Regions from separate parts of the Homo sapiens genome. Here region 1 is linked to region 2. Evidence: read pairs that join two places in POLR2A ChIA-PET (ENCODE). Cell type or tissue: PC-9. All regions are shown on one strand. Each heading gives the region's core, and the rest is flanking DNA. Links, peaks and the distances in the headings are about the cores only.

Region 1 (4,392 bases), core at 288-4,287, 130 kb before region 2:
GCTTAAACCCAGAAGGTAGAGGGTGCACTGAGCTGATGCGCCACTGTGCTCCAGCCTGGGTGACAGAGCGAGACTCCGTCTCAAAAAATAAAAGGCGGGCACAGTGGCTCACGCCTGTAATCCCAGCACTTTGGGAGGCAAAGGCAGGCAGATCAGGAGGTCAGGAGTTTGAGACAAGCCTGGCAAACATGGTGAAACCCCGTCTCTACTAAAAATACAAAAATTAGCTGGGCGTGGTGGCGCGTGCCTGTAGTCCCAGCTACTTGGGAGGTTGAGGCAGGTGAACTGCTTGAACTTGTGAGGTGGAGGTTGCAGTGAGCTGAGATTGCACCACTGTACTCCAGCCTGGCGACAGAGCAACAGCGAGACTCAGTCTAAAAAAAAAAAAAAAAAATTAGCCGGGTGTGGTTGGTGGCCGGCATTTGTAATCCTACTCGGGAGGCTGAGGCAGAACTGCTTAAACCCGGGAGGCGGAGGTTGCAGTGAGCCGAGATCGTGCCACCACACTCCAGCCTGGGTAACAGAGCAAGACTCCACCTGGGGTGGGTAGGGGGGAGATCGGGGGCAGGGAAGAAGCCACAATATGAAAGTGGTACAGAGAAAGAAAAAGAGAAAAAACAGGCCTGGCAGAGCGGCCCATGCCTGTAATCCCAGGGGTTTGGGAGATAAAAGGGGAAGCCTTGCTTGAGGTGAGGAGTTTGAGACCAGCCTAGGCAACATAGCGAGACTGAGTCTCTAGAAAACATTTAAAAAAATTAGCTGGGCATGGTGGTATGTGCCTGTAATCCCAGCTACTCCAGAGGCTGTGGTGGGAGAATCACTGGAGCCCAGGAGTTGAAGGTTGTAGTGAGCTGATTACACCACTGCACTCCAGCCTGGGCGACAGAACAAGACGCTATCTCTGGAAAAAAAAAAAAAAAAAAAAGGAGACATAACTAAAGGGTAAAGAGGAAGTTAGCAAAAGAATGAGAGGTGAGAACTCAAGGTCCCAAAGTAGACTAGATTAATACAGAGGAACATGACAATTACTTTGATTCTACTGGGTATTCTGTAGTCCCCTTGGTCAGTCAGTCTTAAAAATTCAGATATACATGTACCATTTTATGATTAAGTTTTCAATGGCCTATGACGAAAGGATCAAAATAAAGATGATACAGCAAATTTTTCATAAAGCTAAATTTATTCAATTTAAATGAGTATCTTTAATTATAACATTTTAAAATTTATTTTCCATTTTTAGAGAGAGTCTCACTCTGGTGTTTGAGAGGTCAGGAGTTTGAGACCAGCCTGGCCAACATATAGTGAAACCCCGTCTCTACTAAAAAATACAAAAATTAGCTGGGTGTAGCGCCACATGCCTGTAGTCCCAGCTACTTGGGAAGCTGAGGCAGGAGAATCGCTTGAACCCAGAGGGCGGAGGTTGCAGTGAGCTGAGATTATGCCACTGTACTCCAGCCTGGGCAACAGAGCAAGACTCCGTCTCTCAAAATAAAAAATAAATAAAAGAGAAGACAGGTGACACCATAATAAAAAAAAAAGGACAGATGATAAGCTGATCAAGTTTCCTTCAGGTGACATATATATGCTATACTCTCAAGAAACAATAGAAAAAGTTACTGGTTTTTTCAACTTACTCCCTTACATTTTTATGTATTTCAAAGCATGTGATCCAAGGGGTAGAATATTAAGCCTCAATGTTACTACTCTACAATAAAGGAAAATGTGGGAGTTAGAATGGACTGAATTCTCATGGCTAAACATATCACTTGAGCTCTGGGGGAGTGTAAAGACAGGAAACAATTGCAGACACGCTTGAGTTGCAAAGTCTCTGTCACTAACTCTCAGAGATGGGAAGTCAAGCCAGAGCCCAGATGTGGTCAGCAAGCTTTCTTGCTACTAAGCAACCTTGGATTCTCAGAGATCAGTAACTACTGACTTAGAAAAGACTACCTCGTACCCTAATATGTAGCCTTAAGAGTATGTTCTGGCTGCACATCATGGTTCACGCCTGTAATACCAGCATTTTGGGAGGCCAAGGCAGGAGGATCACTTGAGCCCAGGAGTTTGAGACCAGCCTGGGCAACATAGTGAGATCCCACCTCTGAAAAAGAAAGAATATGTCCTGCCTTCCTCCCTGTTCACAGCAATTGTTGAGCCACCTCTAAGCTTTGATCTTTAATCTTATCATGTTTATAAGGGTATCATTTAAAAAATATAATAGCTAGACTCTCAAAAATTCTGTGGTACAGAAATGAAATAATACATATAAGATTCAATTATTTATTTTCTATTCTCATTTTTTCCCACAAAAATACTAATTTTTTTTTTTTTTTTTGGTAAACCAGTCAAGTGGTATGATGATTATTACCTTCAAACCCGAGACAAAAAAAAGGGAGATGGGGCAGGTTTCTCTTCCTTTCAACCTTTTTAGCTCAGAAGAGAAGAAATCAGATTTAACTTCCCTTAGAAGTGCAGCTCTGCCGGGTGCAGTGACTCATGCCTGAAATCCCAGCACTTTGGGAGGCTGAGGTGGGCGGATCACCTAAGGTCAGGAATTCAACACCAGTCTGGCGAACATGGTGAAACCCCGTCTCTATTAAAAACACAAAAATTAGCCAGGTGTGGTGGCTGACACCTGTAATCTCAGCTACTTGGGAGGCTGAAGCAGGAGAATTGCTTGAACCTGGGAGGCAGAGGCTGCAGTGGGTCGAGACTTTGCCACTGCACTCCAGCCTGGGTGACAGAGCAAGACTCCATCAAAAAAAAAAAAAAAGAAGTACGGCTCTACAAGAATGACTTATAAAATGACCCATTAACTAGGGAGGATTGAGGCCTGACCATGGGTTAGCCCACTAGATGCAGGAGACCCATGGAGGATGTTCTTTAATGTGGGCAACTCTCCCAAGCAGTGCAGCAAAGTAGGCATAACAGTAAAAGTGTCTTAGCAGTCCCAGCTAGAGTAAGACTCCATTCCTCAAGCCCCCTTCCACTTGTTAGCTTTGAGTCCCTAAACCAAATACATATGAAGTCTCCAGAAGTCTATCACCTATCAACAGAGACAGAGTTCTCGGTATATATAGCCACTGGAGTCCAACCCAGTACCAGTTGTCAGCCTTAAGGTCAGTCAGGCAGATCAGAGCCAGTCTAGAGGTCATTTAGTCCAGTCTCTATATTTTATAGGTGAGGAAACCGAGACACATACAATTAGTCAATTTGGGCTAGGCGTGGTGGCTTACACCTGTAATCCTAGCACTTTGGGAGGGCGAGATGGGCAGATCACCTGAGGTCAGGAGTTTGAGACCAGCCTGGCCAACGTGGTGAAAACCTGTCTCTACTAAAAATACAAAAATTAGCTGGGTGTGGTGGTGCGTGCCTGTAATCCCAGCTACTCAGGAGGCTGAGGCACGAGAATTGCTTGAACCTGGGAGGCAGAGGTAGCAGTGAGCCGAGATCACACGACTGCACTCCAGCCTGGACAACAGAGCGATTCCGTCTCAAAAATAAATAAATAGCCCCATCCCTTCCCCGGCTCCCCCGGTGTCCGCCATGGCCAAAGCCTACGACCACCTCTTCAAGTTGCTGCTGATCGGGGACTCGGGGGTGGGCAAGACTTGTCTGATCATTCGCTTTGCAGAGGACAACTTCAACAACACTTACATCTCCACCATCGGAATTGATTTCAAGATCCGCACTGTGGATATAGAGGGGAAGAAGATCAAACTACAAGTCTGGGACACAGCTGGCCAAGAGCGGTTCAAGACAATAACTACTGCCTACTACCGTGGAGCCATGGGCATTATCCTAGCATACGACATCACGGATGAGAAATCTTTCGAGAATATTCAGAACTGGATGAAAAGCATCATGGAGAATGCCTCAGCTGGGGTGGAGCACCTCTTGCTAGGGAACAAATGTGACATGGAGGCCAAGAGGAAGGTGCAGAAGGAGCAGGCCGATAAGTTGGCTCGAGAGCATGGAATCCGATTTTTCGAAACTAGTGCTAAATCCAGTATGAATGTGGATGAGGCTTTTAGTTCCCTGGCCCGGGACATCTTGCTCAAGTCAGGAGGCCGGAGATCAGGAAACGGCAACAAGCCTCCCAGTACTGACCTGAAAACTTGTGACATAAAGAACACCAACAAGTGCTCCCTGAGCTGAGGACCCTTTCTTGCCTCCCCACCCCGGAAGCTGAACCTGAGGGAGACAACAGCAGAGGGAGTGAGCAGGGGAGAAATAGCAGAGGGGCTTGGAGGGACACATAGGTAGATGGTAAAGAGAATGAGGAGAAAAAGGAGAAAAGGGAAAAGCAGAAAGGAAAAGAAGGAAAAGAGAGGAAGGGAGAAGGGAGAGGAATGAATTGAGGAAGTGAACGAAGGCAAGGAGGTAGGAAGA
Region 2 (4,392 bases), core at 195-4,194:
GAGATCAAGACCATCCTGGGCAAGCAACATGGTGAAACCCTGTCTCTACTAAAAATAAAAAAAAATTAGTCAGGTGTGGCAGCGGGTGCCAGTAATCTCAGCTACTTGGGCGGCTGACGCAGGAGAATTGCTTGAATACAGGAGGAGGAGGTTACAGTGAGCCGAGATCGCACCACTGCACTCCAGCCTGGGAGACAGAGCGAGATTCCGTCTCAAAAAAAAAAAAAAAAAATATCGGCCGGGTGTGGTGGTGGGCGCCTGTAATCCCAGCTACTCAGGAACCTGAGGCAGGAGAATCGCTTGAACCCGGGAGGCAGAGGCTGTAGAGAGCCAAGATTGTGCTACTGCATACTCCAGCCTGGGCAACAGAGCAAGACTCTGTCGCAAAAAAGAAAAAAAAAAAAAAGAAAGAAAAGAAAGTTTTTGGGATCCGCTCTTTAACTTGATGATGTGATTGGTATATTTCTATCTTTATTTTTATCTTTCTGAATGCTTAGAACACTTTTTTAAATTTTGAGACTAATCTTCAGTTTTGGAAAACTTCTTTTTTGAGACAGGGTCTTGCTCTGTCACACAGACTGGAGTGCAGTGGCACAAACACGGCTCACTGTACCCTTGACCTCCCAGGCTCAAGAGATTTTCCCACCTCAGCCTCCGGAATAGCTGGGACTACAGGTGCTCGCCACCACGCCTGGCTAATTCATTTTTATTTTTTGTAGAGATGGGGTCTTCCTGTGTTGCCCAGGCTGGTCTCAAACCCCTGGGTTCAAGTTCTTCCTGCCTTGGCCTCCCAAAGTGCTGGGACTACAGGCTTGAGCCTCTGTACCTGGCCTGGAAAGCATTTTCATATTATTTCCTTGGTAATTTCCTCCTTATTTCTCTCTCTGTTGTTCCTTTCTGATATTATATCTTCTCAACTGACATTTGAGTTTTCTATCCTTTTCACTCCTATTGTCACTCATTTAGTCTTTTTGTTCTACTTAGAGATTTCCCTGACTTTAGCTTCCAGCTTTTCCAATGGAATGTTTTTATATTGGTTATCATACTTTAAATTTCCATGACTTTTTTCTTGTTCTTTGAATTATAAAAAATAGCACCTTTTCACTTTGATAAGCCAAGGCAAGGAGTTTGAGAGCAGCCTGGCCAACATGGCAAAACCCCGTCTCTGCTAAAAATACAAAAATTAGCCAGGCATGGTGGTGCTCGCCTATAATCCCGACTACTCAGGAGGCTGAGGCAGGAGAATCACTTGAATCTGGGAGGCAGAGGTTGCAATGAGCCAAGATCGCGCCACTGCTCTCCAGCCTGGGCGACAGAGTGAGACTCTCAAAAAAAAAAAAGAAAGAAAAAAATAGCACCTTTCATTTCATGGCACTGATGTTTTCTCCTGTCCAAAAATATATATATTTAAAAAGCAATCTTTTTCTGTTGCTTATTCTGTTTCTCCAAGTCTTTTTTTTTTTTTTTTTCTTGTTTGTTCTGGTCTCAGTTTTCCATATTGGAAGTTTTCCTCAGATGTCTTGTGAACTGTGACTGTTCATTTATATGTAAGAGTGTGGAACTAAAAAACCTAGTTAGAAGCTCTGTGTGTTTCACAGTGACCTGCTGATGATGAGTTTCACTGTGGGGAAGCAGGCAGTGTGTTGGCTTTTTGTCAAGGGGCTACCCAAGTATCAGTGTTTGTGCTTTCCTCTGGAGCTATTCAGTCCTGCCAGAGAAGAATACTCCAGTTTTCTGTATGGTGGGCGAAATTCTGGATGCCAGTACACTGGCAGCGGGGAAGGACAAGGAGTCTCATTCTTCAGTATGGTAACTCTGATAGGCAGAAAGAGTGCCCCCACCTCCAGATATATATTTACTTCCTATTCCCCAGGACCTGTGACTATTACATTATTTGATGAAAGAGTTAAAAGTACCTTGCATATGGCTGGGTGCAGTGGTTCAGGCCTGTAATCCCAGCACTTTGGGAGGCTGAGGTGAGCGGATCACGACGTCAGGAGATCGAGACCATCCTGGTCAAACGGTGAAACCCCATCTCTACTAAAAATACAAAAAATTAGCTGAGTGTGGTGGCAGGTACCTGTAGTCCCAGCTACTCAGGAAGCTGAGGCAGGAGAATCCCTTGAACCTGGGAGGTGGAGGTTGCAGTGAGCCAAGATCACACCACTGCATTCCAGCCTGGTGACAGAGCAAGATGCCGTCTCAAAAAAAAAAACAAAAAAAAAAACACCAAAAAAAAACAACAACAAAAAAGTACCTTGTATAGCAAAAGATATGATTAAATTAAGGATTTTTAAGAAAAAGAAAAAAGATTTTTTATTCTGGATTATCCAGATGGGCCCTAAACACTATTACACACACCTTTATAAGACAGAGGCAGAGGGAGGTGAGATGGTTAGATGGAGACCCTCACAAAGGAGAAGATAATGTGAAGACGAAAGCAGAGATTGGAATAATGTGGACGTAAGCCAAAGAATACCTGGAGCCACCAGGGGCTGGAAATGGCAAGGAACAGATTTTCTCCAAGGCCTTTGCAGGGTGTGTGACCCTGCTGACACCTTGATTTCAGACTTCTGGCCTCCAGGACAGTGACGGAATACATAGCTGTTGTTTGAAAGCCAGCCAATTTATGGTATTTTGTTTTAGTAGCCATAGGAAAGGAATACAGTGACTTTCACTTAAATCTCTGCTTTCAGTCTGGTTTCATGCCCTGCTCTGCCTCCCCAGGATCAATTTCTCTGGAGAACAAACCTCACATCTGCTGGGAATTTGCCTGGGCCTGGTGAGAGAAACACAAGTATAGGGGCCTCAATAAATTTTATTTTTTCAGACAGATTCTTGCTGTGTCACCCAGGCTGGAGTGCAGTGGCATGATCTTGGCTCACTAAAACCTCCACCTCCCAGGTTCAAGCGATTCTTATGCCTCAGCCTCCCGAGTAGCTGGGATTACAGGCTTATCCCACCACACACACCTGTAATCTAATTTGTGTATTTTTAGTAGAGATGAGGTTTCACCATGTTGGCCAGGCTGGTCTTGAACTCCTGGCGTCAAGTGATCTGCTCGTCTTGGCCTCCCAAAGTGCTGGGATTACAAGCGCGAGCCACTGTGCCTGGTCCACAAACTTTTTTACTGCGGATCTTATATAAACTATATGTCTTATTTAAATTATCCCTTCCCCTGCCATCTGAGAGATTGATGCCTTCAATTTCTGATACTTCTGGAATAAAAGAGACAGGGTCGACCGTGCGCGGTGGTTCACGCCTGTAATCCCAGTACTTTGGGAGGTCAAGGCAGGTGGATTACTTGAGGTCAGGAGTTCGAGACCAGCCTGGCCAACATGGTGAAACCCCATCTCTACTAAAAATACAAAAAATTAGCTGGGTGTGGTGGCAGGTGCCTGTAATCCTACCTGCTCAGGAGGCTGGGCAGGAGAATCACTTGAACCTGGGAGGCAGAGGTTGCAGTGAGCCGACATCATGTCATTGCACTCCAGCCTGGGTGACAACAGCGAAACTCCATCTCAAAAAAAAGGAGACAGGGTCAGGGCATAAATTGGTTTGCTTCCTGTTTGTTTCACCTTCCATGGGCATTTAGGCTTCAACTCTCTCCAAACTATATGTTATCACTCCTCTATTTGATTTCCCTCTTCCAAAAATGTGTTGTCATCTCCCATGCATTGACTCTTCTCCTGTTCTCCTTGTCCTTGTGGGTTTATTCCTTTATTAACATTTTAGAGGACAGAGTGAACATAAATGCATGTAATTAATTAATTAATTTTTAAAATATATATATTTTTATTATACTTTAAGTTCTACAGTACATGTGCACAACATGCAGGTTTGTTACATATGTATACATGTGCCATGTTGGTGTGCTGCACCCATTAACTTGTCATTTACATTATGTATGTCTCCTAACGGAGTCTCGCTCTGTCGCCCAGGCTGGAGTGCAGTGGCGCGATCTCTGCTCACTGCAAGCTCCTCCTCCCGGGTTCACGCCATTCTCCTGCCTCAGGCTCCCAAGTAGCTGGGACTACAGACGCCCGCCACCACGCCTGGCTAATTTTTTTGTATTTTTAGTAGAGACGGGGTTTCACCGTGTTATCCAGGATGGTCTCGATCTCCTGACCTCGTGATCCGCCCGCCTCAGCCTCCCAAAGTGCCGGGATTACAGGCGTGAGCCACCGTGCCCGGCCTAATTAATTAATTTTTGAAACAGGATTTCACTCTGTCGCCCAGGCTGGAGTGCAGGGGTGTGACCACAGCTCACCATAGCCTTGATCTCCTGGGCTCAAGCAATCCTCCTGACTCAGCCTCCCGAGTAGCTGGGACCACAGGTACACACCACCATACTCAGCTAATTTTTGTTTTTTTTTTTTGTTTTGAGACGGA

The links. Peaks named below come from ENCODE experiments on the same cell type or tissue, not always from the same donor. Only the 100,000 strongest peaks of a DNase experiment are listed, where the experiment ranks them.
Region 1: POLR2A ChIA-PET joins it to region 2 with 9 read pairs; 6 of 35 experiments call an interaction of 5 or more read pairs at or near these places.

The regions. Positions count from the first base shown.
Region 1 is chr12:55,980,188-55,984,579 of GRCh38, reverse strand. All of the region lies in intron 1 of RAB5B (RAB5B, member RAS oncogene family), which reads right to left. It also overlaps the pseudogene LOC100131294. Among named protein-coding and RNA genes, the nearest start is that of RAB5B, 8.3 kb to the right of the region's middle. In PC-9, for the core only: no CTCF peak of the experiment used is centred there; a DNase peak (open chromatin) is centred at 2,549; H3K27ac peaks cover 709 bases.
Region 2 is chr12:55,854,586-55,858,977 of GRCh38, reverse strand. No RefSeq gene overlaps it. Among named protein-coding and RNA genes, the nearest start is that of MMP19, 14 kb to the right of the region's middle. In PC-9, for the core only: no CTCF peak of the experiment used is centred there; no DNase peak of the experiment used is centred there.